Regions from separate parts of the Homo sapiens genome. Here region 1 is linked to region 2. A link is a loop called in an ENCODE intact Hi-C map of the cell type or tissue named here. Cell type or tissue: GM12878. All regions are shown on one strand. Links, peaks and the distances in the headings refer to the core of each region. The heading gives the core; the rest is flanking DNA. Region 1 overlaps TPM4 (tropomyosin 4). Region 2 overlaps EPS15L1 (epidermal growth factor receptor pathway substrate 15 like 1).

What was found. Hi-C counts contacts between places; a loop is a spot of excess contacts. Peaks named below come from ENCODE experiments on the same cell type or tissue, not always from the same donor. Only the 100,000 strongest peaks of a DNase experiment are listed, where the experiment ranks them.
Region 1: a loop joins it to region 2, with 5 times the contacts of the local background. A loop is called at or near these places in 3 of 110 quality-filtered maps.

Annotation. Positions count from the first base shown.
Region 1 is chr19:16,077,560-16,082,928 of GRCh38, reverse strand. TPM4 (tropomyosin 4) reads right to left here. Exons shown (of 8, transcript NM_003290.3): 2 at 883-1,016. Among named protein-coding and RNA genes, the nearest start is that of TPM4, 3.7 kb to the right of the region's middle. RefSeq lists enhancers at 1,721-2,448, 3,545-3,774, 3,805-3,874, 4,065-4,114, 4,225-4,444 and 1 more. In GM12878, for the core only: a CTCF peak has its summit at 2,536 (motif pointing right); DNase peaks (open chromatin) are centred at 2,637, 3,438, 3,918 and 4,270; H3K4me3 peaks cover 4,291 bases; H3K27ac peaks cover 4,157 bases.
Region 2 is chr19:16,443,086-16,448,454 of GRCh38, reverse strand. All of the region lies in intron 1 of EPS15L1 (epidermal growth factor receptor pathway substrate 15 like 1), which reads left to right. Among named protein-coding and RNA genes, the nearest start is that of EPS15L1, 26 kb to the left of the region's middle. RefSeq lists enhancers at 2,505-2,564, 2,675-2,754, 2,489-3,688, 3,791-3,970. In GM12878, for the core only: a CTCF peak has its summit at 3,206 (motif pointing left); DNase peaks (open chromatin) are centred at 1,304, 2,124 and 3,054; H3K4me3 peaks cover 2,585 bases; H3K27ac peaks cover 5,000 bases.

The DNA of each region.
Region 1 (5,369 bases), core at 169-5,168, 370 kb after region 2:
CTTCAAACTCTTGGGGTCAAGTGATCCTCCCACCTCAGCCTCTTGAGTAGCCAGGAGTACAGGCGTGCACCACCACACCCGGCTAATTTTTGTATTTTTTGTAGAGACAGGGTCTCACCACATTGCCCCAGTTGGTCTTGAACTCCTGAGCTCAGGCGATTTGCCCGCCTCTGCCTCCCAAAGTGCTGGGAGCACAGGCAGGAATCACTGCATCCGGCCTACCTGAAATTTGGTGTCTAGAGAACACTAAGAGGCACTGTGGCTTTCAGAGAAAATACGAGAAGCAGTGCTTTGCAAACTGACCACCATGGACAGTCATACTTGCAGTCTCACATCTGCCCGTTCTGTTTGCCTTTCTGTCTGTCGGAAGTTTCTTTTCATGGTTACCGTAAGGATAAACACCCCTCACTTTATTTTGAGATGGAGTTTTGCTCTTGTTGCCCAGGCTGGAGTGCAATGGCACGATCTCGGCTCACTGCAGCCTCTGCCTCCTGGGTTCAAGAGATTCTCTTGCCTCAGCCTCCTGAGTAGCTGGGATTACAGGTGCCCGCCACCATGGCAGGCTAATTTTTTTGTACTTTTAGGAAAGACGGGGTTTCACCATGTTGGCCAGGCTGGTCTCAAACTCCCAACCTCAGGTGATCCGTCCGCCTTGGCCTCCCAAAGTGCTGGGATTACAGGCATGAGCCACCGTGCCTGGCCACGGATAAACATCTCTACCCATGGAGTGATGGTTTACAAAGTGCTGTCATGCACTTTTTTGTGGACACATGCATGTCCTTGTGACCTTGTTTACTTTCACACCAGCTCTGCGAGGTCGGCAGCATGATCCCCATTTTCTAAAAGCAAACACGGATGCCACCAGATTCAAAGCGTCCTTACCTCTCACTCTCATCTGCAGCTTTTTCTGCCTCCTCCAGCTTCTGCAGGGCCGTGGCCAGTCGTTCCTGAGCCCTGTCCAACTCCTCCTCAACGAGCTGGATGCGTCGGTTGAGGGCGGCCACATCACCTTCAGCCTGGGGAGGTCGGAGGTGCAGCCATGTTAAGAAGTATCAGGCCAGCCACCAGTGGGAGCCTCCCCCATGTCCTGCCCTCTGTTAACCTGATCTTCCCCGTCAAAGCCCACCCAGGAGTCCAGGCCATAGGGAATTTACACTCATACCAAAATTTCAGTATGATCTTCCCGGAAAATGTCTGGGAAAAACATCTACCACTCCATAGCAAAAGATGAGCATCGCCAAGCGTGGTGGCTCATGCCTGTAATCCCAGCACTTTGGGAGGCTGAGGTGGGTGTATCACAAGGTCAAGAGATCGAGACCATCCTGGCCAACGTGGTGAAACCCTGTCTCTACTAAAAATAGAAAAATTAGCTGAGTGTGGTGGCACGTGCCTGTAGTTCCACATGCTCAGGAGGCTGAGGCAGAAGAATCACTTGAACCCGGGAGGCGGAGGTTGCCGTGAGCTGAGATCGTGCCACTGCACTCCAGCCTGGTGACAGAGCAAGACTCCGTCTCAAAAAAAAAAAAAAAAAGCGAGTGTCCCAGTACAAGATGGGTAGTTGAGTCAACATAGGAGTCAAACATACCATGTGCTTTGAGATGAATGTCAGTGCTGGTCTCTCCAGCAACACAATAGACCCAACGTTAGGCTAAGATCTAAGATAGGCTCTTCTCTGAAAAAGGCACACAGTGTTACCACGTAGAGAGTTCTAGGGCTCACTGTGAGATTCTTAGAAAGCAAGGCCATCAGTGACCCGGCTCATTGTGTCCTGTGAGTTCCGCTCCCATTCACCTGAATGGCAAGATAAATGCAAGACTATGGAGCCCTCAGTTAAATGTTGGCCATGCAATTACCAAGGTGGGACGAGGCGGGGGAGCCTCGTTGGAATTCCATCCTTCAATCCGCCTGGCTGAGAGATGGCAGGACAAAAAGATATGGAAAGGGAAAGAAAACTTGGTTGCAGGCATGGAAGACATACCCCAATAGTGTTATTGGCTTTTCAAGGTGTTTTTACCTACAAGAAAGGAAGTACAATGGGAAGCATTAAACCAGGAACTCCAGGGCCAAAAAGTGCTGGGCTGGAATCCCCGCTTTGTCATTTTCTTTTTAATTTTTTTTTTGAGATGGAGTCTTGCGCCGTCACCAAGGCTGGAGTGCAATGGCATGATCTCGGCTTGCTGCAACTTCTACCTCCCGGGTTCAAGCAATTCTGCCTCAGCCTCCTGAGTAGCTGGGATTACAGACGGACACCACCACGCCTTGCTATTTTTTTGTATTTTTAGTAGAGACAGGGTTTCGTCTTGTTGGTCAGGCTGGTCTCAAACTCCTGGCCTCACGTGATCCACCCGCCTTGGTCTCCCAAAGTACTGGGATTACAGGCGTGAGCCACTGCGCCCGACCGTGCTTTGTCATTTTCACAGCCACGTGGTGTTGGGAAGGTTGCTTCCTCATCCTGGCCCTCTCCATCCCAAAGCCTGATTAGTTACCGGACTGCCTTGAGGCTGTAACTCCAGAGGGTGGCGCCGCTTATGCCCAGCAGGTGGGATGTGCCAGAGAAAGGCATCTCTTACTGCCACGGTTTTATTTTACTGCAATTTCATCCTCACACATCGCACCCATTTTACAGGTGAAGAAACCGAGGGGCCCCACTGGGGGAAGTGGTTTTATTCAGTGACTCAGAATTGGTAAGAAATGAATGGCCTCTTAAGACCCACCCAGGGCTCTTCCTTGTCAGAACCTGTCCCCTAGGTCCTGCCAGGGCTACGAGGCAAGGCGAGTTTTCCAGCGATGCCTGCTCTTTGGAAGGAATATTGAGAACGGGTCAAACGGGCCTCAACCGAGAGGAAAAGGGAAGCCACGCTAGCTTTTTCCTATCAGAACAAATGAAGAATCCCTGAACTGGGGAAGGCTATCAAAATTATTAGGAAGGCCGGGCGCGGTGGCTCACATCCGTAATCCTAACACTTTGGGAGGCGGAGGTGGGTGGATCACATGAGGTCAGGAGTTCGAGACCAGCCTGGCCAACATGGTGAAACCGCATCTCTACTAAAAATACAAAAAAATCAGTTGGGTGTGGGGGCAGGCGCCTGTAATCCCAGCTACTTGGGAGGCTGAGGCAGGAGAATCGCTTGAACCCGGGAGGTGAAGGTTGCAATGAGCCGAGATCGCGCCACTGCACTCCAGCCTGGGTAACAGAGCAAGATTCCGTCTCAAAAAAAAAAAATTATTAGGAAACCACTCCCTCTCCTGCCCTGAGTTCATACTGGGGGAAAAAAAAATAGAATGAGGCTAACGTGGCCGAAAAACTACACAAATAGAGTCAGGAAGGTTTCTCAGCCTCAGATTCCTAGAAGCAGAAAGAGGGCACTCCCACAGGTGTTTCGTATTGCAGTGTCCTCTGAAACACCAAATGCAGAGAATTGTGAAAACCACTGATGAAACTGTCTTAAGAAACGTCACTGAGGCCTTCCCATGAATGGGTGCCTTTCATTCTTTTTAATTGCCTAGATCTTAACTCCTCCTACCACCTTCAGTAACTGGGCCAGGAACTGATGTTGCAAAAACACTCTGCAACCAACACCATTATCGAATTCCAGGACATTTTCATAACCCGCCAAAGACAAACAAACAAACAAAAAACTGTGTACCCATTAGCAGTCGAGGAATTGATTTTAAAGATCAAACAGAGGTGCTTGATTCATGAGTTGTCTTTTAAGAAGTGAGTAGCCCTTATGTGGGAAATTCTGAATCCTGGCAAACAACGCTTTTGGCAGATTTTCAGCTGTCTGGAGTTGGGAGATACACGCATATCTGTACATGCATACATATATATGTATTTTTGAAAAACTGCTAGTCACGGCCGAGTCATTTTGGGTTCCACCCCTTCCTGCAATCAAAGCCTTCCACACGCTACAAAGGATTTCCCTTATAAGGTAAAAGAGGCTTGCTAGATACATGTGGCAAAGGAACAGGAAGATGTCAGTTAATCACACAAAAATCTAAACGAAACCAGCTGTCGGGAAACAGGCCCAGAAGTCTACCACACGCCGGCTCCTGGCTTATTCTACAAGAGTGAAAGGTTTTTTTTTTTTTTTTTTTAACCCACCCCTGGTCTTAGTTCCTTTTGCCCTGGGAGAGGTTTTCCCTCTCCCAGACGGAAAGAAGCATCCTTTGCTTTTTCAAGAACTTTTCGAACTTTTTCAAGAAGTCTTCAACTCTCCAAAAACATCTTCTCTCCCAACTAGACGGTCTTGCTCCTAAATCTTGGCTCCAGGCTGAGGGCCATTTTGAAGCCGAGTTAATTGTCCTCCAGCGAGATGACTTGGGATGAGATCAGAGCAAGAGCTGTGTCGGTTAAGTGTGAGAAAGAGGCCAGACCGGCTACCGATTGAGGCTTACACCGGGTTTCTAAGGCCTCTTGGGCCAAAGCAGCCCTTACAGGATTAGAGGCTTCAACCAAGGCCCATGCTGCAGCCCCCATCTGGGCTCTTTCCAGTCCTGGCAATTCACACCACCAATTCCATCTGGCTGGGCATCTTTTGCCTCTCTAGGGTCCCCACCCTGAGCCTCAACACTGAACTTTCAGGGCTTTTGGGCTTCAACCTCTATCCGCACACCCCCCCACCCTCATCATACAACTTTCTTGCCTCTGAGTCTGTGCACACCCATGTCTCTGGTCCCAGCAAACTTATTTATTCTATAAGACCCAGCTCAACCTCCATTTTGGAGCCTCCCCTGTCATGCTCCCATAACTGCACAGAAAACCCGTGGAATGCAGACCTCGCTCCATCAGTGAGTCAGCTCCCCTGCCTCCATTTGTCTATGAGCTCTTCCCAGGGCAGAGAAAACACAATTGAGGCTGGGCGCCGTGGCTCACGCTTGTAATCCCAGAACTTTGGGAGGCCAAGGTGGGCAGATCACGAGGTCAGGAGTTCGAGACCAGCCTGGCCAGCATGGTGAGACACTGTCTCTACTAAAAATCCAAAATAAAAAAAAAAAAATTAGCTGGGCGTGGTGGCGGGCACCTGTAATCCCAGCTACTCGGGAGGCTGAAGCAGGAGAATCTCTTGAACTCGGGGGGTGGAGGTTGCAGCGAGCCGAGATCGCACCACTGCACTCCAGCCTGGGCGACAGAGTGAGACTGCCTCAAAAACAAAACAACAAAAAACAACAACACAATTGATTATTTACAAAGCGCCAGGCTCCACGCCTGAGATTTACTCCTGGGACCCTCCCTGCTACTCTGGGGGGTCGGGATTCTTATCAGTCCTACTCGCAGATGGGAAAAAAGCTCCTAGAGAGCAAATACCAAGTCATGAAGCCTGTGGGTGGCATGATATGGGACCAGAATCCAAATCTGTCCCCAGACC
Region 2 (5,369 bases), core at 285-5,284:
GGGTTCAAGCGATTCTCCTGCCTCAGCCTCCCGAGTAGCTGGGATTACAGGCATGCGCCACCATGCCTGGCTAATTTTACATTTTTAGTAGAGATGGGGTTTCTCCATGTAGGTCAGACTGGTCTTGAACTCCCAAACTCTGGTGATCCTCCTGCCTCGGCCTCCCAAAGTGCTGGGATTACAGGCATGAACCACCACGCCAGGCCTTACATGGCTCTTTCACAGTGCAAACATAAAGTTTGTCTGCCAATCTTTCCTTTTGTGAATCGGGCTTTTGGTGTCAAGTCTAAGAACTCTTTGCTTTGCCCTAGATCCTGAGGATTATGTTTTACATTTGAATTCATGATCCACTTTGAGTTACATTTTGTACGAGGCATAAGACTTTTAGTTCGAGGCCCATGTTTTTCCTATGGATGCCGATTGCTCCAGTGCCCTTTGTGGAAAGGCTTTCCTTCCTCCTGAAATACTTTTGCACCTTTGTCAAGAAATCCACTGGGCAGATCTGTGTGTGTCTGTTTCTCAGATTCTACATTCTGTTCTGTGCATTACTGTCTGTGCCCGCCCCCTGCCAATACTCCACTGTCTTAACTACTCTAGCTATAGAGTCAGTCTTGAAATCAGGTAGACTGACTCTTTCCACTTTATTATTCTTTTTCAGAATTGTTTTAGCTTCTCTGCCTTTTTTTTTTTTTCCGAAGATGAAGTCTTGCTCTGTCGCTCAGGCTGGAGTGCAGTGGTATGATCTCGGCTCACTGCAGCCTCCGCCTCCCAGGTTCAAGTGATTCTCCTGCCTCAGCCTCCTGAGTAACTGGGATTACAGGCACCTGCCACCATGCCTGGCTAATTTTTGTATTTTTAGTAGTGATGGGGTTTCATCATGTTGGCCAGGCTGGTCTTGAACTCCTGACCTCAGGTGATTCACCCACCTTGGCCTCCCTAAGTGCTGGGATTACAGGTGTGAGCCAGAGTGCCTGGCCCTGTAATACTTAAATTACTAGTGAGATGGAACATTTTCTTTCTAACTTTGCTGCATCTCTTCTTTCTGAATTGCCTCTCTCTTTGCTCATTTTTAATTGAGATGTCTTTTTCCTTGTGATTTGGAAAAGCTCTCTTTTCACTTGCCAAGTCTTCTCCTTCTCTTGGTAACATTTACCTTAGCTCTGCTGTAGAAACCTCTGATGGAGCAGTTGGAGAGAGCTGCCCATCCAGTCCAGGAAGGTTAGACATACCCCAGCGTTTCCCTGATGCCTTTTGAATGTTTTGAGTCAAGTCCCAGTTCTGCCCCGTGCTTGCCACATGACTGAGCCAGGTTATCTCACCCGCAGAATGTGGGCCGGCCTGCTGGGAGGGCTGGGCTCACATTGGGTGATGGTTGTGCAAGGCCTGTGGGGGCCTCTAAGGGGAAGGCAGAAATGGAAGGATTATCAAGCAAGCTCTACTCCGGGCTATGTTTTTGCATCCATATGTTTTTCTAAGTAGGAACTCAGACTGAGATGTGTTTCAGTGTTATATGCCTAACTTCCTGCAAAACTTGGCAGTGGCATTGAAAAACATAGCCATTATGGGGTCTCAGCTTTCCTGGGGAAATGGCAGGTCATCGAAAACACTGGCTTTCAAGTCCATTTATATGCTCAAATTGAGTGTTGCCTTTTGACCTCTTCTGTTTAATAAAATGCTCCAGCACGTCATCACGGACGTGCATTTTCCCAGGCCAGCATATGCATGAGGCTGTCCTGTGGTCCGGTGCACAGCCCTGTGACACCTGGGCTGTCATTACAGGGTGCACAGTAGGTGAGGGTCTGACTCCAGGACCACCTATCCTGGGTGCTTCACTGACTGTTGCTCATTGGCTGTTGTGGTCCTGAGTAGGGCAAACTCAGTTTCCCCACCTGTCAACTGGACTAGTAATATTACCTGCCCTTTAGCGTTGTCGGGAGGATGAGAGGTACTGGATAGGAAACAAGGGATTATAGGTACTTCTCTGAACATTTTACAGTGAAAATGGATTGCTTTCCAAAAGTCATTTTGAACCAAGGCTGATGATCATTGGTTTGTTTTGCACAAGAGCGCGTACTTTGCTAGCAGAGTGAGAGTGAGAGTTTGGGCAGGAGGCAGCCAGGCATGAAGATGTAGGAGGCGTCCTGCCCTCGGCCACGTGCGGGGATCAGAGTTGGGTGAACCCTGCTTAGGAGTCGTTAGAACACAATCCTGAGACAGTTTCTCCTCCGAGGTGGTTCTGCTGGGTTTCTCCATCTCAACTGCTGTTGTCCTGGGTTACAGTTACAGGCGCTTGTGTGAATTGCGGTGTTTTAAAGCCTTCAGAGCAGAAGGATGTGAACTTGTCCTTCTCCTTGTGCCCCTCTCTCTGTCATCCCACTTGTAAATTGTTTCTGGGCTGGAGGATAAGTGAGGAGGCCACAGGAACTTTGCATGTTGTCTCTTAGCATTTTGAGTTAGGAAGAGCAACTGAAAGACCGAGCTGAAAGCTACACTGAACCTCATCAACAATTCACACACTGCAGAGGCGAAGATGGCGTCTTCTCAGCACAGTGGGCTGGGTCAGGAGAACACATCGGGTCAGCTCTGCTGCACTTCCTTCCATTCCTACGGCCATCCTGGTGCCACCTGCAGCCTCTTACGGTGCAGGCCTCATCCCCTGGTGCGTCCCCTCTCTGCTGTTGCCTCGGGCTTGGCCCCAGGCTCACTTTGGGGTCAGACATGGGTGGGCAGCTCCAGAGGCTGCTCTCAGCATACAGAGGGCTCTTTCCCAGTAGCTGTGAATCTTCCTTTTGGGGGCCAAGAGGTCTCTGCACAGGGGCCAGTGACAGACTGCCTGGGGCTGGGGATTTATGTCATTAGCAACATGTGTCTTCAGTTCTGTCGCAATGACATATCAGGGCAGCGTGCAGGTGTGAGTCCATTGTTCCTGGGAAGAAGCCTGGCATAAGAGGAAGTGGCAGTTGGGGCCTGGTGCTGTACCTTCTTTCTTCCCCCTTCTGCTTTTGCATATGCAAAACCTGACATATGTGTAATTAGATCAAAACCTCTGACCACTGTCATTGTTCCAGGTTACCCAGATGGACTCCCGTGGTGATGAGCAATGGTTGAGCCATACTCCCTGGGCTTTCCCTCAGCTGTAGGTCTTTTGAGAGTGACATCCGGTGGTCATCAAGTGTTCGAGCCGGATGAGCCTTTAGCATGGATGGGCAGAGGTTGGAGCTCTGGGCTGTGTCCTTCAGCGACTCTTCTGGATTAGTCCAGGCCTTGTTTCTCTTGGTTGCGGATCTTGTTGCTCATTAGCGCCTGGGAAGTAGAGCAGATATTTAATAACCCTGCATGCCTCAAAGACTGAAACTCTTTTTTTTCCACTGGAATCACAGTAGCTTGGAAACCTCTTTCCCTTGCTTCCCATGAGATTGTTAAAAAACTCGCCTGGGGCTGGGCGTGGTGGCTCATGCCTGTAATCCCAGCACTTTGGGAGGCCAAAGCAGGCGGATCACCTGAGGTCAGGACCAGCCTGGCCAATATGGTGAAACCTCGCTTCTACTGAAAATACAGAAATTAAGTGGGCATGGTGGCACGCACCTGTAGTCCCAGCTACTCGGGAGGCTGAGGTAGGAGAATGGCTTGAATCCAGGAGTCAGAGATTGCAATGAGCTGAGATTGCGCCACTGCTCTCCAGCTTGGGTGACAGAACAAGACCCTGTCTCAAAAAAAAAAAAAAAAACTTGTCTGGAAATGTGCTTCAGATCCAGACCTCTCTGATCATTGGCAGGAAGGGCACCTTTGTCATCTGAAGTGAGGGCCTCTGGAGTCTGTGAACCCATGGCAGGCGATGTGCTGTTTGCTGCCTAGACCTGACCACTGTCACCTTTACTGACAGATGACAAACAGCCTGCCTGCCTTGGCCTCCTTTCTGTGGGTCTTCTTCCTCTGGGGAGACATATTTTGGAAATAAGCTGGAGTTTGAGCCCAGAAGTTGACACAGGTGTGATGGCTGGACACTGTCATCTAACGAGGTTGTAAGATGCTAAGGGTGATAGCCACTCCTTCCTGTACCCCTCACCCAGGAATGGTGTCACTGCCTCCAAGCACGAGGGGGGCAGCCATCTTGGGGCTGCTGTTGCTATACACACTTACCTCCTATGTCTTTTCCATGATGTCTTTGTCTGTTTTAAAATGATGGCTCCTAAATCTCTGGCTTTTCTTGCTTTTTCATGTTATTCTAGTTTTTTCTGCCTTTTCAGTGTTTCCCCCTTTCTTTTCCTCTTTTTTTTTTTTTTGACTTTTTCCCTCTCCCCTTTCAGATCTTTATGCTATTTTCCTTCTATTTTCATTTTGTCATGGTAGTTTTCTCTGTACTTTCACTTCTTTTTTTTTTTTTTTTTTTTGAGACGGAGTCTCGCACCGTCGCCTGGGCTGGAGTGCAGTGGCGCGATCTCGGCTCACTGCAATCTCTGCCTCCCGGATTAATGCAATTCTCCTGTCTCAGCCTCCTGAGTAGCTGGGATTACAGGCGCACACCACCACACCTGACTAATTTTCTGTATTTTTAGTAGAGACGGGGTTTCACTATGTTGGCCAGACTGATCTTGAGCTCCTGACCTCGTGATCTGCCTGCCTCGGCCTCCCAAAGTGCTGTTTGGGATTACAACTTTCACTTCTTTATACATTCACAGGTGTTGGCGTCCCCCAGAGACGCTGACCATAATCCGGGCATTATTATTTTTTTCTTTTTATTTTTGAGACAGAGTTTCACTCTTGTCACCCAGGCTGGAGTGCAGTGGTACGATCTCGGCTCACTGCAACCTCCGCCTCCTGGGTTCAAGCGATTCTCCTGCCTCAGCCTCCCAAGTAGCTGGGATTACAGGTGCATGCCACCACGCCTGGCTAATTTTTGTATTTGTTGTAGAGATGGTGTCTCGCTTTGTCATGTTGGCCAGGTCTCGAACTCCTGACCTCAGGTGATCTGCCTGCCTTGGCCTCACAAAGTACTGGGATTATAGGCGTGAGCCACTGCGCCCGGCCTGGGCATTATTTTTAGCTTCAAATGACCCTTTGTAGCACAACAATATGCAAGTGGTGGGTGCGTATTGGTTCAAATCCAATGACTATAACTGGAAGGAGTCTACGTCCCCCTGGTTTTATTCATTGTGAGAAATCGTACAACAGCAGTCCCAGAATTTGTTGGATAAACACTGTAATCCTGCCCCCAAGATAGTCCTCTTTTCCCTGCCCAGTTCTATTCTCTTTAGCTGTTTACACATCCATTCTGTATAATTAGGTGTCATTGTGCATTCTTCACTTTTATCGCTTATTACATCAGCGGCAGGTTTGTGTGCTCTTTTTTCACCTCACTTACTAAAACA